Regions from separate parts of the Mus musculus genome. Here region 2 is linked to region 1. A link is a loop called in an ENCODE intact Hi-C map of the cell type or tissue named here. Cell type or tissue: heart. All regions are shown on one strand. Each heading gives the region's core, and the rest is flanking DNA. Links, peaks and the distances in the headings are about the cores only.

The links. Peaks named below come from ENCODE experiments on the same cell type or tissue, not always from the same donor. Only the 100,000 strongest peaks of a DNase experiment are listed, where the experiment ranks them.
Region 2: a loop joins it to region 1, with 11 times the contacts of the local background. A loop is called at or near these places in 8 of 42 quality-filtered maps.

What each region holds. Positions count from the first base shown.
Region 1 is chr8:31,513,641-31,526,506 of GRCm38, forward strand. No RefSeq gene overlaps it. Among named protein-coding and RNA genes, the nearest start is that of 7420700N18Rik, 150 kb to the left of the region's middle. In heart, for the core only: a CTCF peak has its summit at 5,465 (motif pointing right); no DNase peak of the experiment used is centred there.
Region 2 is chr8:32,208,890-32,221,755 of GRCm38, forward strand. It overlaps a transcript of Nrg1 not described here. Among named protein-coding and RNA genes, the nearest start is that of Gm22140, 29 kb to the left of the region's middle. In heart, for the core only: a CTCF peak has its summit at 6,437 (motif pointing left); no DNase peak of the experiment used is centred there; H3K27ac peaks cover 232 bases.

The DNA.
Region 1 (12,866 bases), core at 2,370-10,369:
ATTGCAATGAGTCACTGGTGTGTTTCATGGCCTCTAGCTTCTAGAAAGTGATCCTTAAATTTGAGCACCATTATATTGTACTGATCAGAACAAAGAAAAAGCAGGAGAAAAGTACTAACAAGAATATTTTAGATTTGTACTTCATTTATTCCTACATTATAATGTTTTCTTCTTGTGTGGTGGAAACTGAACCCAGGGACTGGCTCATGATAGCCAGTCCTCTGAGACCAACCTTATCCTCTACCCCACATATAAAATGTCTGACAAGCCATCTTACATGTTATATGAGATTATTTATTAATGCATATACTATTGTTATTTTAATTTTGGTCTTCATAATAAAGATATGAGTGGTTTATGCATTTATGATAGGTCATTTTGAATTATTCTGTTATTTTTAAAATGGGGTTGCTTCTGTTTTCCCTATGCATCTCTTTCTTTTTTTTTTTTTTTTTTTCTTGTCTTTCAGGTTTTTTTTTTCCCATTTTTTATTAGGTATTTCACTCATTTACATTTGCAATGCTATACCAAAAGTCCCCCATAGCCACCCACCCCCTCTCCCCTACCCACCCACTCCCCTTTTATGGCCCTGGCGTTCCCCTGTACTGGGGCATATAAAGTTTGCGTGTCCAATGGGCCTCTCTTTCCAGTGATGGCCGACTAGGCCATCTTTTGATGCATATGCAGCTCTTTCTGTTTGAAGAATTACCTTTAGAATTTCTAGTGATTTGAGTCTAGTAGAAAAATAGTCTCTCATGTTTGCCTGGGAATGTCTTTGTCTCTCCAATATTAGCTATAGCATTGTTGGTTGGCCCTTTTCCCATTTCTTTCATACTATAAAAATTCCATGCTACTTTCTCCTAACATGTAACATTACTGCAAATTACTCTATGGTAAGGAAAGTCCTTTTCGCGCAGTAGCTGTTGCTTGTTCATTCTTTCCTGTTCCTTTTTCCTTTCTAATGTATTTAGTTATCTGTGTGTATGAATGCAGAAGTCAGAGAATAATTTTGAAAAGTCAGATCTTTCCTTTTACCCCGTGGGACCTGAGATTGACCTTATGCCATCATACTTGGGGGAAAGCCACCATTACACACTGAGCTAGGCATTTCCCTGGAAGCCCTTTCTCTTAGAGCCTATCCTTTACTTCCTACATTTGGGACTTGATTATATATTATGGGGTCTGTTGGTTGACTCTGGGTAGTGACTTTTGATCCTTTTGTGGCTCTAAGGTAGCATCTTCTTTGAAATATATGAAATAGACTGATAGCTCTTTGTATCAAGAAAAATTTTAAAAGTTTCTTGTGGAGCTTATTAATTCTATTTCTTTATTTTGCTATTGATACTCTCTATTACATTCAAAATTTCACTTAGTATATTTTCTAGCTCATAGATTTTTGTTTCTCCGTTTCAGCTCCTAAGTTTTTGTGAGACTCCTGAGTCATTCTGTGTTTTTCTCAAAGCTTCCTGAGTGTTCTTTTTTTAAAAATTAGGTATTTATTTCATTTATATTTCCAATGCTATCCCAAAAGTCCCCCATACCCTCCCCCACCGACTCCCACTTCTTGGCCCTGGTGTTCCCCTGTATCGAGGCATATAAAGTTTGCATGACCAATGGGCCTCTCTTTCCACTGATGGCCGACTAGGCTATCTTCTGATATATATGCAGCTAGAGACATGAGCTCTGGGGGGGTGGGGGGTACTGGATAGTTCATAATGTTGTTCCACCTATAGGGTTGCAGATCCCTTTAGCTCCTTGGTTACTTTCTCTAGCTCCTCCATTGGGGGCCCTGTGATCCATCCAATAGCTGACTGTGAGCATCCACTTCTGTGTTTGCTAGGCCCCGGCATAGTCTCACAAGTGACAGCTATATCCGGGTCCTTTCAGCAAAATCTTGCTAGGGTATGCAATGGTGCCAGCGTTTGGTATGGGATGGATCCCCGGGTATGGCAGTCTCTAGATGGTCCATCCTTTCATCTCTGCTCCAAACTTTGTTTTTGTAACTCCTTCCATGTGTGTTTTGTTCCCAATTCTAAGAAGGAGCAAAGTATCCACTCTTTGGTCTTCATTCTTCTGAGTTCAGCATCCTTAATCATCAGAGAAATGCAAATCACAACAACCCTGAGATTCCACCTCACACCAGTCAGAATGGCTAAGATCAAAAATTCAGGTGACAGCAGATGCTGGCGTGGATGTGGAGAAAGAGGAACACTCCTCCATTGTTGGTGGGATTGCAAGCTTGTACAACCACTCTGGAAATCAGTCTGGCAGTTCCTCAGAAAATTGGACATAGCACTACTGGAGGATCCAGCAATACCTCTCCTGGGCATATATCCAGAAGATGTTCCAACTGGTAAGAAGGACACATGCTCCACTATGTTCATAGCAGCCTTATTTATAATAGCCAGAAGCTGGAAAGATGCCCCTCAACAGAGGAATGGATATAGAAAATGTGGTACATTTACACAATGGAGCACTACTCAGCTATTAAAAAGAATGAATTTATGAAATTCCTAGCCAAATGGATGGACCTGGAGGGCATCATCCTGAGTGAGGTAACCCAATCACAAAAGAACTCACATGATATGTATTCACTGATAAGTGGATATTAGCCCAGAAACTTAGAATACTCAAGATATAAGATGCAATTTGTGAAACACATGAAAGTCAAGAAGAACTGAGTGTTCTTGTAAAGAGCTTAACCCAACACATCACTGAAAACTCACCCATGCTCATTGCTATATGATCAACTTCTAGTATTACCTTATTTTGATTATTACATTATATGAAAGCTCTTGATGCCTATTTCATGATGCCATCTGAACATTCCAGGATTACATATTGTACTATGCATCATCTAGCTTCATTGTTTTTTGCTTGAGTTCCAGAAGTTATGAACAAGTCACTTTTGCCACTTCAGTACTACAGATGGTGTATTAAGTCCTGAGACTGGCACTTCAGTTTCAGTTGGCAGTGATGTGATTCAAAGCCTGGGTCTCTCCTCCTAGAATACTGCTGCCTGCTCAGAGCCAGAGTCTCCATATGTGAGGGTCAGCTTGAGGATGAATGGTTATATTTCCTGACGCGGGGTATAGAGACACTTCCTTGGTTATTCTGGGTTTCACCTGACTCTTACAGATGAAGGATCTATGCAATCCACTGATCCCTCCAGCCAACTCTAATATTGACAGTGATATAGGCCATGAGTTAACTCCACTGATACCGTAAGTCTTTATATATAATATTGGAAAGATCTGGAAGTTTTGTCTGTCAGGCCTCTAGTTCATAGCTAGTACCAGATCACAAGTCATCAGGGTTGGCTCTGACCTTCAAGGCAAAGCCCATGTGTCAGTTATCCTCCTCTGTTCCCCAGTAGAAGGAATTTTGCTTCCTCTGCTGCCTGAGAGAAAGGGTCCCGGAAGCAGTCCCCAGGATATCTGCCTAATCAGGTTCCAGAGACGTTGTCCATAGTCACTGTACAAGAGGCAGGGGACATGGGTCTCTGCTTGGCACTCACTGTAGCAGGCCAGATCCTGGAATTCAAGTGTAAGGTCTAGATTTAATTCCTTTTTCATCCCTAAAGCAGGAGACATCTTCTATCACATCATATTGCTTATAGCTGGAAAAAGGATAACATGGGCAACCCCTTCTTTGATGCAGTTTCCTTCTTTGCTGTACTCATTGAACCCAGGCAATGTGTTCTCTACTTGGTCATTTGGTGGCCAATTAGCTGCTTAGATCTGGGTTTCAGTGAGGCGATGATTACTGGAGGATCTGCCTCAATTGTCCCATTGCTAATTAGTATTTATTAAGCATATTGCTTTCTAAAACATGTCCTTGCTTAGAAAAACAGAGTTCATATTCTCATGTCTCTCGGTCTCACAAAAGTGCAGAAAATAATTTAAAAGTTAATAAGGTAATAACCATAATTTATGTATTACTCTAGGTGAGACACATGTCCTGAATAATGAGAATATCAATTAAGAAGCAACAAAGAAATTGAACCAAGTTTGGCATGTAAATGAAGGTTTATTTAAGAGAGCATTTCAAATATATTGTTGGAAATATTTCTGACTCATTTTCAGTTTTCATAACATTTAACTTTAAAATTGCATGTGCTTAGGTAACAGGCATATATATATGATATATATATATGATAGTCATCTTAATAGATCATAAGAGCCATTCAATAAAATTCAACTCTTACTCATAAAACCTGTGTATTTCTGATTTGCCTTATTTGTAAATATTTTCAGCTATTTCTAATTACTTTTTCTTTTTTCTTTTTCCTACTTCATAGAGCATTATTTATATATATACACACATACATATATATTTATATATATTTCTATCTACTGTATAAGCTCTTAATGTTTACAGGTTTTTCAGGTTACTTTTGTCCAATAATCATTATGTCTATTAAGTCTATGTGTTCTTTAACGATCTATTTTCTTATATTCTTGTGTGTGTGTGTGTGTGTGTGTGTGTGTGTGAATGGGTACAGATCTAAGTGCTTGTGGAGGTCAGGAAAGGCCTGGGATGCCCTGGTGCTGGACAATCACTTGACTTGGATGTTGTGATCCAATTCCATGTCTTATGCAGTACAGCAAGCATTCTTAACCATTTTACCATCTGTCCAGCACAGTAAATCTATATCATATCAGAATGCAGGTACGTGGGCTGAATTAATGGTGATAATGGCAGAAATGCGCTCCATCTTACTGGAAGTAATTTGATGACATCACGGGGCTTTATAATTACGGCAGTGTTCTTGTCTACATGCTTATGACGTCATCATTTTGCTGCCTACTCAAAAAACAAGTGTTGAATTTTAGGACGTGTTTCCTAGCATCTGTTGAGATACACATACTGAAGTTGTGAGTCACATTAACATGTGAGCGTATGTTCAGTCATCTGTGCCTTTGAGAGAAGCTCTCCTACCTCACGAGGTATCACTACCAGTCTGTGGACAGCCAAGGCCAGGACTTTTACCTTTGAGAAACCATGGCTGAGTTTGGGCATTCTGCAGGTTCTTGGCTGACAGTGCCATTGTGTTCTCATTAACCTTAATTCTCCCATAGAGAGCATGATGGCACTTCTCTACCATCACAAAGTAGCTATAAAAGACTTCTATATAAAACCATGGTGATCAGAGAACCAACGAACACGAACATTGCACATTGGATTCCTACTTTGTAACTTCCTAACAGCATTGGTGACACCATTGAACAGATGAGGAACCAGAAGTACTTGATGCTGTGTGTTTCTTTCCCTTAGGATGGTATCAATGTTAGAAATGCTACATAGACTTGTCAGAGAGTTTAGGGATCCTAACCCATCCTTCTAAATGAAGCCATTGTCCAGATTAAAGAGCATATTGATGATTAGAAAATTAAAATGGCTGGGGGTGGGGGGCAGGGGGTGGTATTTTAAAGATTGTCCACTAGATGGCATTATGAGCCTATCAGAATTATTTTAACTGAATATTTAGTCACCAGTTAAATACTAGTTAACTAAAGAAAGATGTTAGTGAATGGCCATCACTAAAAAGAACACCATCAAGAAAGTTGCTAATCCCATTTGTTCGGGTACATGTTAAATGTAGCAACAAGTGCAACAATTATGCTAAAAGGAAGCAACAAAAAACCCTATTTAAGGACAGCCTTGAAAGCAATCCCTCCTGTAAGCATGGTAAGTGTCGAACTCTAGCAAAAGAACAAGGTCTTACAATAAAATGTCAATCATGTTTTACATAAATAACTAAAAATCCTTTTTACCAAACTGAATTACACAACGTCTTCATGAGTGACTCCAGGAGAACTTAAATGCACGTGTCAACAAGCAGGATTAAGCGTGGCTTTGAAAGGAGGTTGGATAGGATGGCAATGACAAAATCATTTTGGGTTTAAATGACAGTTTTCTTATTCGGTTGTCTTTTGGGGGCGACTGTTGGAGGCAAAAATACTTGCATACAATTTAGGAAGTAAGAATAAACTCATTTGCTTTTGATTCTTATGACATAAACTAACTCATCTTGGACCCCAGACATGCTGATGCTTTCATGAGGGCCGTGTTTACCCACCTTCAACAGTTTTCAACCAGTTCTATTTTCCTTCCAATAACATAATTTATCCTAACATTTCTCTTCCTATTTCCTTCAGTTTTGCTCATTCCTATGGTATTAATGGTTCAACATATGGTTCAACTTAAAGTTTTGTGCTTTATGGTCATGCTAAAGGGATTAGTCGTTCAGGGAAATTATACTTTGAATTTTGACCTTTTCCTGGGCTTGTAATATATTCTTTGATACCCTTGTCTTGGGCAACAGCAGTGAGCTACAGTCAGCCATGCCATCCTGAGGGTAAGCTATCAATATTCCACCATGAATTGTGTTGCTTTCCTAAGAATGCATGGTTGAAGTGTTACCTGCATCGTTGAGCTCATAATAGTCTTAATAGGAGAATCTTCCATGTAAGTCAAACATCTGTATATGAAAGAATGATATTATCCTTTATTTATTTTCTTGAGAAAGACGGTACCTAGGTGAGCACCTCACATAGTCATTCTTTTTAGATTCTGGTTATCACAGATTTGAAATGATTTACAGCACAATAGCTTTCAAAGGAATCGCTTCACAAGTGTGAAATAGACTTTCCATTAGTAATTATTTAATGATTTTTCTAAATATGTGTCTGATAAAGAAAAAAAAATTACTTTCAAATGGCCAGTAAGTCTTGGGAAAGAAGAAGAAAAAAAACCAAAACCTCAAGCCATAACATATCTTAATCTCATCCAAAGTAAAGAAAAACTCAAACAAGTCAGGCTATATAAGAGAATTAGGAAAGTTTTACTCTGTTAAAGTTTTGGTTTCAAGTAGAAAGGACTGTGGGCCCCAAGGGGTACTCACAGGAAGACTAACAGTCAACTAACCTAGACCTTTAGGGTTCCCAGGGACTGAACTACTAACCAGAGAGGATACATAGGCTGGACCTAGGCCTTCTTGCACATGTGTAGCAACTGGAGCAGGGGCTCTCCCAAAAGCTGTTGCCTGTCGGCGGGTGGGATATGTTCTACTAGCTAGGCTGTCTTGTCTAGGTACAGTGAGAGAGATTGTGTCTAGCCCTGCAGAGACTCAAAGTGCCCGGGGTAGGGGGTTACGGGGGTGGGGGGTGGGTGCAGTATTCACTTAGAGGGGAAGGGGATGGTGGAAGGATTGTGGAAGGGGCTGACCAGAGGTGGGCAGTGATCAGGATGTAAAGTGAATTAAAAAAAAAAGTTTCAAATGTTACTTCCCAGATTGTGGAATTCAGTCCTCTCTGTTAATTAATAAACAGACAGCATTTGAAGTCATGCCACTCTCCCCAAATCAAAGGTCAAGTAGAACATTCACCTTCAGGTTTCAAGAGTTGACTCATGCTGGCTAACGTGGCCAGGGTACAGAATGGTAGGAGAGATGGCTTTCTACCTCCCACCAGTCATGTGAGTAGCGAGTCACTCCATTCTGGCTCTGGAGAGCTCTCTAGGTGTCTGAGTCAGACTTCTTAACCAATGGCATTCAGAGAAACTCAAGCTGCCCCTTTTAATTCAGTAGGAGAGAAAAAATGTGTGGAATGTTATTTGCCAAACTGTGACCTCAATTCAGACAACATGCCTGGGCAGGTAAGGCAGGCTCTAGCATCTGGTAGCTTGAAGCATTAAGGGTGTACTTAGCAGTTCTAACATTTCAAACACAGAAGTACTTGCTGTAAGAAAAGAGTCTCTCCTGTGCTGATAAGGATAGCATACAATGGAATTATTATATATTTTTTTAAAATAACCCAGCCCAGCAAAGTATGTGCTATCAAATAACATCTTTTCTAACAAGTGACAAATCTTGTCTTTGAGAACAGGTTTGCAGGTAGCTTGGAGAGAACAAAGAATGACTTCAGAAATTTGAAGAGTTGGAAAAGTGAACACTCTGGGTCTAAAATCCTGTTTATTGTTATTATTTTAAAATTTAGTTTTCCACACTTTTCCTGACTGAGCTGAGGGCAGACTGAGGGGCTGTTCTTGTGATTCTGTGATTTGACACCATTGTGTGTCTTCTCACAAAAGGATCATTCGCTGACAACACAGCCAGGTCGACTCTAAGCTTGGTGGGCTTTGGTGGGACCTGGCACACTTTACCTGGATTTTCACACATGAGGATGCTTAGATCTAAGAGCTGGGCTTTTGCGTCATTTTCTGTTCAAAGAAATTCCAAAGATCAGTTAAATTTATCCAATTGATATTGAAAATGGAATCTCATGCACTGTTTAAAAAAATCATCCAATGCTCTAGAAATAGATGGATTATTTTTCTTAAAGTAAAATTTATTTCGTTTGTGGTAATTGGCTGAATATAAACACGAGGAAAGACTGAAGGGAGTCCTTTCTGCATGAAAACTATCTATGGAGATTAACTTAGTCTCTGTCTTCTTCAATGTTAGAAATACCTTTGGACCAACACTGTAAGATGGGAGTTTTAGGTAAAAAGGAAAACTTTACAGATAAAAATCTGTGTCTTCGCCACAGCTACTCTTTAACTTGGAAATGTGTAGCAGCCTCTAGAGAAAGCTAGTTGGAAACTCTATGGTGTCCGCTTTAAGTCCTTCAGTGGCATGTCACCATAAAATGTCAAGTGAAGCTTTTATCACAGGTGGAGAATTTGTTAGCCAGCGCCAGAATGTTAACACAGGCGATGTCATAAAAACAAGAGGAGAGGGGCTTTCCTCAAAAGATTCAGTCATAACAAGCCATGATATAACTTTGAACTCTACTCCAAACCAGCTATATGTGATAAGCTACATATGGTATCTCACATGTATAGACTATATAGCCTTTATATAAGAATAGTTCTATATTTTTTTTGTATAAATTTGGAGAAGATTTGGGAGATAATTCCTTCTCTTATTCAAAAATGTTCTTCCAACCTAAAATTAGCTGACCAAACTGTGACTTTTCTTCCTTACAAAATTAGAAATTTGACTATTTATATTATAAGCTCCTCCCCCCCTTTTCTTACCAAACCCAACAATAAAATTTGAAATCCCATTTCATCTTTAAAGAGGATCCAGGATCAGGAGACAAAATGAACTCAGACAAGCCTGATTGTGGGAAAGAGCCCCAGCTTTGCCTTTGGGAAAGCCCTAACCTACTCAGGCGCCAATTTCCTAAGTCATAGGAGACAGAATCTCATCAAAATCTCAGAGGCAGAGGATTTCCACCAAGTCTGTATAGTGGGATCATGGGGGGCTTTGAAGGAGATTTGGTCCTTGAAAGAAAGGTTGAATCCTGAGAGCTTAGCATAGGGCAGGTGCTCAAATGGCAAGGCTTAGCAAAGAGTAACCTTGGATGTCCAAGTTAAATTTGGATTTTTTTGATAAATTGTGAATAAAATGTTTATATGAATATATCCCAATATATGACAACCCTAGAAATGTTAGGAAGTTGATATTTATTTGTAGACAGAATGATGTAGCCCCTATGGTGGGGATTTTAGTAAAGAGTACCAAGTGGTAGAGGTATGTATTTCAATCATTCTTCTCTCCCCTCCCCTGTTATTATCAGTTTTGACTGAAGCTTGTTTTTAGCATCTGGCTGGAAATGTTACATCATGAAATGCTTCATACTGCAGGGAGATCTCAGTTGAAGGAGCTCAAAGAGAAAGGAAGTACAGGGCTTACTCAACAGAAGATCAGCATCGAAGGAGTCATAAAAGACTCCGGGTTTCCCCTTATCACTCTGTGGGGACATCTTCAAGATATTGGTTTCAGCTTTCAGGCTTGCTAATTTTTGGCTCTGAAATGACTAGATTATGCATTCATATAAATGTCTTTGAATAAAAGAAAGACACATACTTCTTGTAGTTGACCTTTCTTTTCTGAGGTGAAGAGATGTCTTTCCTGGGCATTCCTCTCCTCCTGGGCTCCTAGAAAGGATTAGGTAGAGCCATGTCACAAGGCCACACCCAAGCCAGAGAGAGGCTACAACAAAGGTTTTTAATGTTTTTGCCTGTTCCTGTAGGAGGCAGCTTCTGTGAGCTCTGGCAGAATCTTCTGGAACTTTGTACCACAGTGTTCCCATTTCAGAAGGAAAGTCCAGACATGAAGTTTGATTCTTACCTAGTGCACCACTGTAAAAAAAAAAAAAAAAAAAAAAAAAAAAGAGTGAGGAATAGTTTTTTTCCTTTTCCTTCTTTTGGGGGTGGGATGGGGAGGGCAGTTCTTCTAAAGGACTCTGTACATTGGACTCTCACCAAAAAAAGAAAGAGATCCACATCAACCTTAACATAGTCCCTTCACTATGCTATCATTTTGTCAGAATGTTTAGCCATAAAGAGAAAACCATGTGAAAAGTCCTAATCCAGATAGAGCACAGAAGCTGGGAAGATGGCCCAGTTGGTAATATATTGGTTCAGCAAGAAAAAAAAAAAAAAAAAGACCTTGGTACCCATGTAAAATAGCCAAGTAAGGTGACTTGGGATTCCAGCATTAGCAAGGTGAAAACCGGTGGTCCCTGGGACTGGTTGGCCAGCCACTCGAGTCTACCATGTGAATCCTAGGCCAGTGAGAGAGGCCATTTTAAAAGCAATGTGCCTGGTGCTTGAGGAATAATGCCTGAGGTTTTTCTTTCACTTGCACATGCAGATGTATGTGTGAACACACTAACACACAAGAATAAGGCACAACCCTACTGAGGACGCACACAGAAAAGTCAAAGAAGCTGGTAGAATGGTTTCATGGAGTGTTTTTATCCCTTCCAGGACTTATCCCAGTGTGGTTGGATTCTTATGTGTACCAGCAGCAGAAGAATAATAGAAATAATAATTTTCCCCCAGTCCCAATGGCTATTCAGGTGTGAGCCCCATACTTGCTTTAACACCTAGCTTCTGTGACCAGGAAAAGTAGAACAGTGAGCTGGCTTGTGGAGAATTCATAATTAGCCACGTGACCTATGAGACAGCTTAGGCCTGATCATCACATGATCTTCACATGCTCTTGTTTATTGTGCATCGGGGTTACATGGAAGCTCTTTCACAGCACTCCCCAAAACACAAATATTTAAACGCATTCCCCCCAAAGCTTATATGAAATTCTAAGTGGCATACTAAATATGTCTACAGTGCCACAAGTGGAGAGAAACTAGTGGGTATTTTTGTTATGCTAGACACACTGCTGTATGTCTGACATCTTGGATTTATTTAATCTCAAAATAACTTACTGAGTTATTCTTTCAGGCCATTGATTCATTCAGGGTCATGTAATCTCATGGACATCACCAAGAGAAGGAGAATTATTGCCAAAGACCATGCCTGTAAGGGAAGATATGTAGACGTTTTGTAAATACCTGATAGGGTTGCCCCCAACCCCAGCCTCAGACTGTATCTTTGTTTGTCTACTGAAATAGAATTTCTGCTTTGGATTGAATTTTAAACCAGTTCTTAACACCCAAAACAGAACTCGTGATTATTAGAGAGATAGCCAATCAGAGATATTTTCTTAAGAGTGAGTTGCCTACTTTCCGCTGCTCCCTGGCAAGGGGAGGCACATTCTTTGCAATTCACAGCATTGTACATTCCAAACTTGGTAGGTCACTCATTAATTATTCTCAGGAAGAGTGGTCAAAGTTCCCGTCCTCCTTTGGGTGAGAATGGTATAACAGCAAAGTACAAATCTCCGGATATATAGTAGTTAAGCAGTGCCTGATAGGACACCCCTGGGAAACGAGAGCAGACACTTCTTTGGTTCTTCCATGGAAGAGAGGCCAGCTTGAGGGGACACATGGCCTCTGGGCATTCCTATCCTAACTGAGGAAACTCAAATTGTAGCACAGACTCGATTAGACTCTCGAGCTGTGTGTTGGCTCTTGAGATCCATGTGGTACAGTGAGGACTTGCAGCAGCCAGTGGGAGGGAAGGGTTGGAGAGAGAGGAAGCTGGACACAGAGTATGATGAAATCACAGTGATGGACTTCTGTCAGTTCTGGGAAAAATGTGGAAGAAAGGATGTAAAGGTGAACATTAGACTTAAAAAAATATGCTATGTGAAGATTATCTTTCTAGATGTACTTTTTAAAAAAATGTTTCCTGGGAATTTAGACTGTTTAATGTGTTACTTTATGGTAGGTAAGTCACTTGATCATGTACTTAAGAATTAAACATCATTCATTATATATTTAATAAGTGTTGGCTGAAAATGGTTCATATGTTTTTGACAACATCAGAATGAAATGGAAGTGTACTTCGGAAGTACCAACCAGAAATGAAAGAAATTCAAGCAAATACTGATGTGTCCATTCTTTAGCTTGATTCATGAGTGTTGGAATATCCACAAGGTCTCAGCTACCTGTTCTATAAGCTATTAGTGAGGGCTAAGACCTTAAAAATCTTACACACACACACACACACACACACACACACACACACACACACACACACACACACACACACACATCTGTATTTTCCCAGTTAATGATGTACAAAGATCTTGTGAGAAATGTGTTGTTTTGTTTTGTTTGTTTCTTTGAGACAGGGATTCTTTGTGTAGTCCTGGCTGTCCTGGAACTCACTCTGTAGACCAGGCTGACCTTGAGCTCAGAAATCTGCCTGCCTCTGCTTCGAAAGTGCTGGGATCAAAGCTGTGCGCCACCACTGCCTGGCAAGAAATATGTTTTTGAATAGAACCAATAATTACAGAGGGATACTAAAAACTATGCTCTTGGTCTTTAAATTTAAAAATGTGAGGCCAAGAGCTTACAGTTCAACTTTGTTACCCCAAAAGGACAGCTTCATATTACAACGGTGCTTAAAAAATTTAGCATACCCTTCCAGGACTGTGATTTTAAGTG
Region 2 (12,866 bases), core at 3,210-11,209, 700 kb after region 1:
TATTAGTGAGATACAGAGATTTTACAGCTCACCTAACTGCTTTTTGCCCTGTAATTTCACACTTAGCACCAAGTCGAAGGCTCCTTTGGAGTAGTTTCTTTTCAAGTGGAAAAGAAGCCAGTTTTCTGAAGATTTTAATAAATAATAACTAGAAATCAGTTAATGTCCCTGAGAATACCACTGCCTGCCTTGAGTGCTGTTTACAGGGAATTTTTTTCACTTTGGCCTGTGTCTTCTCTTTTTTTCATTGCAGTGTAGTATGGAGGGGTAAGAAGCAGGATAGTGGCTCTGCAACCACAGGTTGCAGAGTTTGGGACTGGGAAGGCTCTGATTCTTAGAATCTCAGACCCAGCTCTCAGCTTGTTTCTAGGTTGCCTTCCCCATTAGGTAGAAGACTCCGCCCATTCCCTTTTGTGCACACCTAGATGCCAAAGCAGGCTTCCAAAGCAGGAAAATTAAATTCCCAATTCCCGACTCTGAAGCAAGCCCCAGCAAGACAACTCTGTACTCAGCAATTAACATTTGCTAATCCACAGCATGATTTCAAGGAATAGAGTGCCAATAGCCAATCAGTGGCTTCTCTTTTGATCATTTTGGAGTTTTCCCACTTTGAAGGATATAAGCCTGTTGGACCTTAAGGAAGCAGGCCACCCATGTTATCCTAGCTGTAATCCACAAAGGTTTCAAAAAAAATGAGGATGTAAAATGTGCCCACATTTTCCTTGTAGTATGCCTGGAGTTGTCAAAGACCCAGCTAACTAACAGTGACCGTTTAGGATGGAAAGTTCTTGTAAGGGTTTTGACAGTAGCCTAATGGAGCCAGATTTTCAGTGGATCACACCTGCCATTTCTGGTTACTCAGCTACTTGTCATTAACTTCCTCTCATGCCACTGTAGGGAGTGGAAGGCAGAGACAATGGCCTGGTAAAGATTAGCTTTGGAATACTTCTTGAACCAGCTTTAAGGGGAAATCAGGATAACAGTCTTGTGAGATGGGTTTTGTTCCTAGATATCAGTGTTATTCTCCAAGCCCAGTCTATTAGAGACTGGAAAACATTTACAAAACCTACTGTCTTATCAACCAGCTGCTCGAATAGCTGCTGTAGGCACACCTAGACCCCTTAGATTCAGCACAGGTTTCAAACTGCTCTAACAGATAAGCTTAGAATTCTAGATCAGAAACCAAAGGGGAAAAAAGAGGAAATGAATCAAATTCCAACCACTAAAGGGGGGAAAATGTCTTGTATGCCCTCAGAACAAAGGCCAACAAAGCCCTGTGCACATTGATAACCTATGACTTAATCCTTTATCATTCACAGCTTACTGTTTTCCATCCCTGAGGGGTGGTTGGTGGCTTCTGTTTCAAAGGGATACCCTCCCAGGGAGGCGTCTCAGGGAAGGCAGGAGTGAGCAAGCTTTGTCTCTGTGGTGTCCTGTGCCATGGCTGCTGTTTGTGACTGTGACTTCCCACCGTTGTTGCATTCTATATTAGTCTCTCTTATTTATTTGTTTTTCCGAAAGAAGCAAAGGGAATCTCCCAAGATTCACATCAGTATCTAAAGGAAACCTGGAAAGACAGAAAATCAAAGTGGAAAACAAAATACATGCAAGAGAGGACAGAAATGTCAAAAGCATGGTTTGGGAAGGGAAAGAAAACTTCAACGTGGATGAGTTAGTCAAACTTGTGGGGTGGGGTGTGGAGTAGAAGGATTTGGGCAAGAAGGAGGGAACTTCTTTACACAGGAATCAGAGGTGACATCATATGCTATTTTATGTGGTTTAAAAAAAGCATTTAGTGAAACCAAATGCACTTCATAAAGGCACCACTCTCCAGAATGGATTTTGAGCTAAAGTGACTATACTAAGTTATATACTTAGGCAGAGGTCCTCACCTCAGGTTGCTAGCCCCCCAGGTAACAAAACCTGCTTGCTACATAAATGGTGAAATCACAAGTATTTTTACTATCTAAGGAGAGGATTTATCCATGTAAAGCACTTTTACACCTACTTTATTATTTATAAATAAGAAAAAAATTTCAACATGAAAAATCACTGTTATGGGACAAAATATCTCAGTCATCTAAGAGAACTCACGTTTGGAAAAGATTAAGTAAGGTTCTAGTTCATTATTTTCTCGGTCATCTACAACCAAGGTGAACTTGCCAAAGAAAGTTTGTTTGAAGAAATGCTTCTTTTTTCCTAACTGCTCAGGGTTGTGTTTAATACCAGCATGTGAGCCTCTGCTGACACAACCACACCAGAGCATGCCAGAGCACACCAGAGAAGGCATGGGCCACATCTTTCAGATCTGACACCAGTTATTACTGGTATGTAGCTTAAATAAATAGATCACAAGACTGATGTACCAGATGGATGAGTGATTGAAATGGTGGTTATTTGCATTGTGTTTTTATAGAAAACAAAACCTTTGTCTTGAAATTACTCTATCCTAATATACTTGCAATTAATCTACTACTCATGTCCATGCCTAATTAAATATTGAATAAATGGAGTTATTAATGCTGAAATAACATCAATCCTCAGTGTAAACTATATATACATATATAGTTATAGTTATATATGTGTGTGTTTAAAGACATATAGTTTAGTTATATGTATTATAAAGCCTATTATTTTATAGCAATACTGTGCATGTTATATAGAGAAAATCCTCCATAAATAAAAAAATTATCATGGTTTTATTTAAACCTCAGAAATGAGATATTTACTCCCTAATCCAGTAAGGAATTAGATGAAGATCATTGGGTACACCGTTCCCATCATGACAGCATCCTGCTTCCACATAACCAAAATGACTAAGAGGGTGAGGTATACCTTAAAGCATCATGAAGAAAATCAATCAAACCAACAAGAAGAGCAGTAACAAGAAGCCAGCTCCATCAGGGCATCCATGACGATTTTTAAAGGCTACATCAAAAGCAGAGACACTTTGTGGTAGACTAAGTTTCAAATATGGATTTATTTGTGATGGTTTTAAAGATTATATTTTCTATATTTAGTGTCTGAAGTGATTACTCAGTGTGTAAAGTGCTTTGGGGGCTATGAGATCACTTGCGGAGCTATCAACCCCATTTAAAATATATCCAGTGAGAACTTCTGTCCTCACTGTTTCCAGCCCGTGGAAATCGTTATCGGGGGATGTGGTAGAGAAGAAGAAATGAAACAAAACAAGGATGCGAAAACCACCACTGTCTAAGCTTTTTCATTAGTTTTAAACATGTTCTAATGCCTGAGCCACACGAGGTTAAAAAGAAGGTGAAAATGATGTTGGTAGAACCCAACAGCATTAGTTACCCTTCTGGTGAGGTGTCTAAAGGCATAAGAGAACCCCAAAATTTAGAACACTTTTGACTCCCTCGAGAGATCATTATCAATGTAAGTTATAAAGGCATATTGTCAAACTTGGAGGCAGGGTGAGCAACAGTCAGGCTTCCTTGGTGATTTATGAGGCCATTTTGAAATTGGCTCACGGGTTGAATTTGAAAAAGCAAGGAGCACAGCTTCATTTAATTGGCAATACTCTAATGGAGGTTGTGTCTTTCTTGGGTATCATCAAACTTTGGTTACTTAAAATGACATAGAATATCAGTTACATAGGATATTATTAGAAAGAACCATTTTTTTTCTGAGAATTAACACATTGATGACTTTTGCTAATAACACACACACACACACACACACACACACACACACACACACACACACACAGAGGATTTCCATATCTTTTAGGAAGGAAATTGCTTCCCAATTCAAACAAGCAAAAGCAAACAATGCAATGCAGGGGTGGGGGTAGGGGGAAAGCAATGAAACTTGCTACGGTAAACATATTCTCTCAGGGTAATGCAGCGATGTATCACTAGTGTGAATTGCCTGTAAGCCAGAGATACAGATTGCTGGTAATACTATCAACAAGGATACTCAAGAAATTCCAAGGCAAAAACCACACACACATATGCCAGAGATGTATGAGTTTGACATGCATTTTGTAGCCATATGCACATAGTCAGGGACAAACTGATTTCCCAACCAGATAGTAACAAGACTGGCTTGGAAAGTGTTTCAGAAGTTGATAGCATGGACTGATAATGATAGTAATGACTACAGACATTCATTTTTGAGCATGCAGAGAATAGAGAAAGGCCCATGCTATTCCTTCAAAGCCATAATCACTTGCTAGGTCCACTGACATTTGTCATGGAAAAAAAAATCCTAACAGCACAATACGGGCACACACCAAAGTTTTTGCTTTACAATTGAGAGAAAAAGCTTGGTTTCTGTCTTACAACTCTCAAGTGGCAGGATTAGAACGGGCTTCTTTCACAAATACCATTCTTTCCCTCCGGGGGGTTGGGAGGGGCATAGCCAGATATTATGCTCTGTAAGTGAAGTGGCCATTCATGGGTAGTCTGTGGGAAAATATTACTTCACATGAATATTAATTGAATATCTATATGAATAGACATAGGTAAACCTCTAGAATAACAAGGGCATAAAAAATAGGCACGATGTCAAAGCATTTCTAATTTCCTTCATTACTCCTTGGCGGTTGTGTAATTTACATAGCCCTCTTTAAACCTGCCTGTGTCCTTTCCTGAGTATAATAGGTTCCATGATTTGCTATGTACTAAATAAATCGTATATCCTTTACTTTAGCACAACAACAGAAAGCTGAGATGCGACAAAACAAAAGAGCACCTCCTTTGAGGTTCATGGGTGTCATCTGGGATGATCAAATAGCACAGAAGTCCACACCCTCTGTTAACTTGCTCCATAGTTCAGGAGCATCCTCTTTCCAGTCGCTGTTCCCTGCTGGAGCACTCCCCGATTATGATACTTCGTACACACGGAAAGAAGACACTCTTTCCTGCCTGTTCATGAAGTTTATTGAGTCTCCTCTGCTTCTCACAGAGGTGGTTGGATTTAAGACTCCATATACTTTGTGCAGTCCAGGAATAATTCCCAAGTGCATCCCCACAGACACACTACAAACTTTTGCACGGCTTTCATCTTCTGAGATTGGCAGGCGAGGAGTTCACTCTTATGAGATGACCAGGGTGTGACTGGTCCTGTCTCCGCCATGTCTCTGGAAGCACCTGCCCTCCCACCCCCGTTTCTTCTGCTTTGTCACATCAGGGAAGGCATACCAAGAGAACACCTTATGGTTCTCCTGCCAGCATCATCTCTGCTCACTCTCAGAGAATCAAAGTAGCTTTTCGGCGGGTATCAGCCTAGGGGTTTTCTGGGACCTTGAACTTTTCACCTCTGTGTGCAGCATCAGTGATGGCAGGCAGCCTCGGCTCTTCACTCTTGCCCTGTCTCAAGTGAGGAAGGTGTTACACAACCCTGGCCACCTGGCCCACTTCCCTTACTCTGAGTCAGATGAACTTTACTCTACTGTTGACACGAAATAGTGAAATCAGTCACGAAGCCGGGGGTTTAGAGTCAGGAAAAGGCAGCTGAACAGAAGGTGGCTGACTTGACATTGGTGTGAATGGGTACAAAGCTGTATACGGAACTGTGGAGTGATGTTTAGCTTCCTTCTCAGCCCATCATAGAACGGGGCAAGACTTCTTCGAGTAAATCAGTGAATACTACATTCTCAAAGGACAGAATGCAGTAAGAATACCATATGAAATGCTAAGATTTAGGGCAGGGAGAGCTTTGAACCAGGAACAAGGATACTGGGATCTCCTACTTGCCGTGAACCAACTGGCTGACTTGGATGGGTTCCTTAACCTCCAAGAGTCAATGTCTCCTTCTGCTAAAGAATTCATAGGAGTCTTAGTGGCAGAGGGCTGGCCGGCTCTGAAATAGATGCCTCTAAAAGGAACTCAGGATAATTTTGTCAGAATGTATTTCAGATCCATCTTGGTAAGATTTTGGATTGTCATCAAATGTATAAAATATAAAAAACTTGAAGAGCAAGAGAGGGAGAGAGAACAAAAAAAAAAAACCACTAATGAAATTATAGGAATTACTTCATCGCTCGTCAAAAAGTCTCCTGTAATTGCAAGCATTACTGCACTCCAAATTTTTACATCTTGCTTTCAGACAGATTAAAGTCTCAGTCTTAAGCTCCAGAGAAATTCTCAAACTTATCATTTCTTAAAGCTGCCCACACCCTTAGCTCTTCCCAAGTACTTAGAAATGCCAAACCTCACCAGAATTGCAAAAGGGTTTATTTCTGTGCTCTCTAAGGAGTGAATAATCCAGCTGTGTCCTTCAGTATAACCTTGGGACTCGTTTCTTCTTCTCCTCTTCTCAGTTCTTTTTGTGAAGAGCAGATGCCTCAGAGAGAGAGAGAGAGAGAGAGAGAGAGAGAGAGAGAGAGAGAGAGGTGCCTAAGTCCCTGACAAGAAATGCAGCATCTCCTCACTTACGTCCGCATAGCACCCTCTACTGCTTCAGGGAAAGCAGGCTTCACAACTGCTAACAGTTACCCAGCTAAGCTGTAGCAGGCAACAATCTCCACAGCACCTCTTCCTGAAGGAGATAATTAAGGTTGGGAGAGGCCTTATCTATTCTCATTCCTGCCTTTTGTTGTGCTCTGCAGTTTTAAGCTGGCTGTCCTCATGATTTCTAACTCTTGTATCAAAACAACTGCAGGGAAAAAATTTAAAAATGATAGGTTATTAAATCAGAGCATTTGAGGTCTCTGCTTTAATTTTTAATCAAGGAGAGGAGGCTGTATCTTTCTCAACGATGAGCATCTGGTATCTTTAATAGAAAACTTGTGCAGAACATAAGAAAGTCGTCTTCCTTGCCTTTCCTTAAATGATGCCTATGTTCTGATTATGATCCCCAAAGAACACGCTTAAAATGCACATCTCTGCCTGTTCATACATACTTACTCTGGGGCATCTTGATTCCCAGAGCCAATAACATATTAAAACTCAAATCTGAATGCTGGGGAAAAAAATCATTTCTTACGGTGAAGCTTCAAATGCCAGTCCCTTCTTCCATTCCAGATAGCTCTGTTTTTCCCACTGAGGAAATATGTTTACAGACTTCTACAGAGAAAGAGAACGCATCATTCCCACTAATTCAGCTGACTAGCGGAGGGAAATATTTGTTTAGAATTAAAAAAAAATAGGCTAGTACTTTTATTGCAAACAGAATTTACCACTTTGTACAAATAGGGCACGATTCGCCTGACTCACACCAGGGGTTACCCTATTTGTGACTTTCTACTTCCATTCATTCAGGGGACCCAATACTCTGTTTGGGAATATTATTCTAGAAGTTTCTCTTTTAGAATATCTTTTGCCCTTGCAAGCCTGAACAGTCTGTTTCAGATACAACTGTCTCAGAAAGATTCCACTAAATCATTTAAGATTCCTAATGTGTTTGAAAGAGGAGCGCTGGCAATCCCAGTAAGCCTGTGATGAGTGGAGTTTCAAGCCTCAGATCAAAGTGAGGTAAAGAGAGGGTGATGTTGGGTGCCACACTTTTGGCTAGGGACCTTGCATAACATTGCTCTGAAAAGCCAATGCCCTACCTGGAAAGAAAGGAGAAAGGAATTGCTTGTCTTTTCCAAGTCAGAAAAAAAGAGGTAAAATTTGCCTCCCTGCTACCAGGTCTCTCAAGGAATCTGCATTTGCCAAAGCCCAGGCCAGGCTTTTCTTAGGGCTCTCTAACCCCAAGATGGAGCGTCCTTCACAGAAGTTCCAGGATGAAAATGGACGGATGCCCCAGTGCCTCCACAACCTTCATTGTCAAGATTGCTGTGTATTTCTGCTCTGACTCTTCTATGTCGGCTTACAGTCTTCTTTCAGATTTGTCCACAGTGGCTTTCTATATTCTGCACCCTCCAGGGAAACACAGACCACATAAAGGATGTCAGTAAAGCTGGAATTGAAATGGCACATTTAACCCCTTGGCTCAATGGCAAATGCAGTCTTGATTCACTTGTACATGGTTTCTTTGGTTTGATGAGTGTATCAAGTCCATGCATTTCCCAGATACTGTTATCTATGTCAGGACTGACTCTTTCATAGAGATCAACAAACAGATATATACAGCATTGCAGTGTAAGAATGGGTACTGTCAGGTGTGGGTCACCAACACATGAGGTGGCAGGGATTTAACAGTAAGCAAAATTCCTGGGCCTTTACAAAGCATTTATATCATAGGATGGAAAGTTGATTAGGAAACAGGCATTTTCCTAGTCTATGACTCAAGGTTTATGGCAGTGGTTCTCAACTTTTCAAATGCTGTGACCCCTGAATACAGTTCTTCAACACATGCTTCATCTAGCCACTGGCTTCTTATACAAGGCCCTGTGTCTTGGCTTCTGTTTTCATGTGCATTACCACGGGAGTCTCTAGGTAAGCCTCCAGGAACTGAATAGGACACAGTTTTCTCTTGGTAGAAAGTCACAGCATGAGTACAAACCTCCTTTGCTACTTTCATCATGCCCTAGAATAGCGATTCTCAACCTGGACTCTCTAGCTCCAAAAATACTTACATTACAATTTATAACAGTAGCAAAACTACAGTTATAAAGTAGCAGTGAAAGTAATTTCATGGTTAGAAGTCACCACAACATGAGGAACTGTGTTAAAGGGTCACAACATTGGGAAGGTTGAGAACCACTGCCCAAGAAAGTTCAACTGAGACCTTAGGAGCAGCAATCTACCTATTACCATTGTCCCTTCACGGTCTTACAGAAGGATAAATGCTTAATACATTTTGGGATGTCCAACTCAGTAGTAGAAAAACCAAGCAAACTTGAAATTCCATTTTGGCTGCTGGGCACAGACTCAGTAATCGAAAGCAAAAGGGAAAACTGCACACTTCATATTGGACTTTGGGCTTTTCTTCTTATGGGGTGGCTATATACCTTGGAAAGAGACTATTGCAGATGGATCAGCATTCTGGGTCTGGATGTCAAAACAGAGGTAGATGTTGGGCAAGATTCTGGGAACTCAAAGAAAAACCTTTCCATCACAGAGAGACCCTGTGATTTCTACAACAAGAACATCACACCCAGCTTTCTGTTTAGCACTGGCTTGGTATTTCCCATGCTGCAGAGAAAACCACATCTTTCACTCTGTGCTCCAGATCCTCTTTCCCCAACCTTGGCTTCTGCTCGAGGAAACTGCTTTACTGGCCACAGACTTTCAGGAGTTCTTCCTTCAAAGCCGTGTGCTTGAATTTTCCCAATGCACACAGCCTATGTCCAGGAGCTGTTTTACTGGCTCCTTGCTGCTTTTGAAGTCTCTGTTCCAGGCTGCCTCTCTACTAAAGTCTTCCCTCAATCGGTAGCTAAGTCCTGTTATATAAATATCTTGTCCTTTCCTTGGTTAAACTTGCTCTCTTGTTTTCCTTCTTAGCTGTATGTTCTACCATTCCTCAATAGGAAAGTCATCTGGCTTATTCACCACGGGACCTACCTATCTCTTGTTCCTAAAATAAAGCCTAACACATGATAGGACCATGAAATGCTTTTGTTGGACAACTACAAGATTGACAGATGGCATAGATGGCATAACCTCCTCCCCTGGGGACCTCAGAATCTGAACTACATTAGCAGAAGGTTCAGGCAATGAGTTCCATCTAAAGTGGTCCATGAGGCCAGGGGAGGGCTTGAGGAAGACCACGCATAGGCCAGTGTACCTGGGCTTAAGTCCTGATGACTACATCACACACTTCATTATGTGAACATTATGAGATGTTCCAGGTCAAGAATGTGAGCTGAGGATTGAACCATCAAGCAACAAAGGCACAGAGACCAGTGGACATAGGATACAGAAACTGGAACTCTGAATCGATGGTTGGAACTTTGGGTGGATAGGGTGAATGAGTTAACGGACTTAAGGGGAGCTAGCAGCTAAACTTGTTAAACAGTATTAAAGGGTTGTAGCCTTAGGAAGGTTAAGAAGCAGTGATGTAGAGCAACGTGATTCAATGTTCTGCCTGCTTTGTGCCCTACACAAACTGGCATGTGAATAGGCCATCAGATTAAACTTTTGTTGAAACAAGTTATTCCCCCCCCCACCACCACCCTTTTCTTTTCTGTGCATTCCATCAAGAATAACAAACCCCCAAAGCCAGCTCTTCATATATTATCTAAAGTCATTCACAAAATGTTTGCATTGTTTGAAGGCATTAGCAACAAGCTTCTTGTCCTTACCCACCCTGCACCCCCTCTCCCCGCCTATTCCTTTCATTCATGAAAATGATGACTCACTGCAGTGCCCTCTGGAGAGCCGGTAGTGGCTGATCCTAAGGCAGCCCACCTCTACTGCCTGTGTGGGAAAATGCCCTGCAGTGAATCAAATTCATTCAGCAAAACTAGGGGAAAATATTTGCCTGGCAAGTCAACACGCCTCTCTCCGTGCTTGTCTGGACAGAGCTAGGGTGGACTTGACATTTTTTTCCCTTTTGTCAGAAATGCGTGTATAACGTTGCATATTTTCACAAGAGTGTCCTTCAAACGGGGACTTTTCAAGCTGCAAAATTAGTGTCATGACAATGGGAACAAACACACCCCAAAGTGCCTGGATAGTGGATTTCAAGCTTAGCAACTATATATGGATTCCCTGGCAATCAGAAATAGCCCATCACGCACGATCTACGTGCATGGGTTGGAGGTAACCTGCCACAAGGCTAAGCTAAAGTTGTTGGGAACAGAGCTTTTCAAAAGCCAAGGTGCCTCCAAAGATAAGGCTCTGAATTTTTAGTCTGTAGTATCGGAAACAAACAGACAAGCATAAAAGCAAACTGAAGCAGATATGGTGAGACTTGCACACTAGCAGCCAAGAAGGCAGCTAACTCCAAAAGCCTACAGAGAACAAAGCACATCTCAGCTTTGTTCCCTGAGCTTAAGTGAGGGAGTCTACCACAGGCCACTAATAAAGAAACAACAGTGGATGCTCACAGTGAACTATTGGATGGAACACAGGGTCCCTAATGAAGGAGCTAGAGAAAGTACCCAAGGAGCTAAAGGGGTCTGCAACCCTGTAGGAGGAACAACAATAGGAACTAACTAGTACCCCCCCCTCCCCACCTCAGAGCTCATGTCTCTAGCTGCATATGTAGTAGAGGATGGCCTAATAAGCCATCAATGGTAGGAGAGGCCTTTTGTCTTGTAAAGATCATATGTCCCAGTACAGGGGAATGCCAGGACCAGGAAGCGGGTGAGGACATTCGATGGGACTCTGGAACAAGGTAAACTGTAGGACACAGATTTCCTGTGTCTTTCATTATTCTCCTTCAAGTGGACATTATAACCCAGGGAAGTTCAACTCTCTTTCCTTCCTGTCCCCCTCTTAATGGGTGTGTACATGGGGAGAGCATGTTTGGCTATGAGCACTTCACTTGCAATACTGACCAAGGACATCCTTTTGAGTGACTCTTACTGATGTCACAGTGCCAAGTGATAGTGTCCTTGTAGACTTATTAAGAGAACAAAGGGTTGTTGTGTGGAAGACAGCTGCCACAAGCTTTGCTGCCTTTGCTGGTTTTGGAAATGGGCAAGGCATAGTTCAAGTTGCAGAGCTGTTAAAATAACCTGTTTCCACTGTGTTTAAGGGAGAGGAGAGCTACAAAGACATAACGGTAAAGCTGAAGGGACTGGGATTGGAGAATGTCTAGATAATCAATATCTGGCAGGGGGAAGCGGATGAGATAGTGTCTAAGATGGAGCGTGTTCGGGAGGCAGCAATCGGGAAATTCAGCTATACAAAGGAGCAGAGTTTAGCAACAAGAAGCAGTTTGTGGGGATGCCAACTAAGGGGGGGTGGTGTCAAAAGTCTCACGAATCTTAAAAGTCACTGTCACCACAAGGAAGTTAGTACAGGAGCAGAATTTATTGGTAGTTATTAAAGTGGAAGTTAAGGAAATCTAAGTAGTAGCCATCTGGTTTCCTGTTTAGAAATGCCCAATGGAGGGGTGTAGGTGGGTGGGTGGGGACTTTAACCCTAACTTAAAAGTGGGGAAAACAAAGAAACCCTGAGGAAATAGCAGTGGGTGTGTGTGTGTCGGAAACGCAGGCACTGCTCTGCTGTTCTGAGAACAGTTTACAGAAGCAGCCTCATTCTGCGCTGTAGGTGGGGTTTGGTCAGCTGAGCAGCCCTGATAACCGTCTTTTGTGAAAAGTTCTGAGGCCGAGGCACATTTCCAGTGAGTTGCCAGAAGACAGGCATAGTTTGTGCTAATGGCTCCTCATTCTCACAGAGAGAACGGCAAGCAGAGCGAGGTAATAAGAATGCTACCACAGGCTGTCTCAGGGGCCATGTATGAGCCTTTGGCTACCTAAGAAGTCACTGGGTACTCAGTCACCTGAGTGGACTTTAGACGCACTTGTTCAAACATCCTTGTTTTCTCCTGTAAGAGAGTCAAAGCCCAGAGAGGGCGATGACAGGGGCTGTCTTCACACAGCAGGAAATGGGCGAGCTGGTTTGGGTCACGACTAGCCCAGTATTTGAAAGGAGTTGATGTTAAACTGCAGCTCACCAAGGCAGAGGCCTGTGGACCACAAAGCAAGAATGAGTCGTCAGCAGGTGGGAGGGGTGTGGCTGAGTGCATTCTTTTTGCTGACGAATGTGCACGTTCTGACTGTACACATTCCAGAAAATGCCCCAGGCCCCGGATTTTCAGAAACACCACCCTCTTCCCTTTTTGAGTTGGCTGCGAATGGTCTTTTTTGCTTGGAATCAAACACTGGTTATTTTCATACTGGGCAAACAGAGCCTGTTGGTTTTCCTCTCTTGGATAAAGAGTGTCTTCTCTAGCCACTCTTTCCATGGAGTGGTTTCCTTTTGCCATGGTTTATCAATGGGTTCCACGGGGTAAGTTGGATACACATGGGCAGGTTAAGATACATTGAGAGGAACGTGACA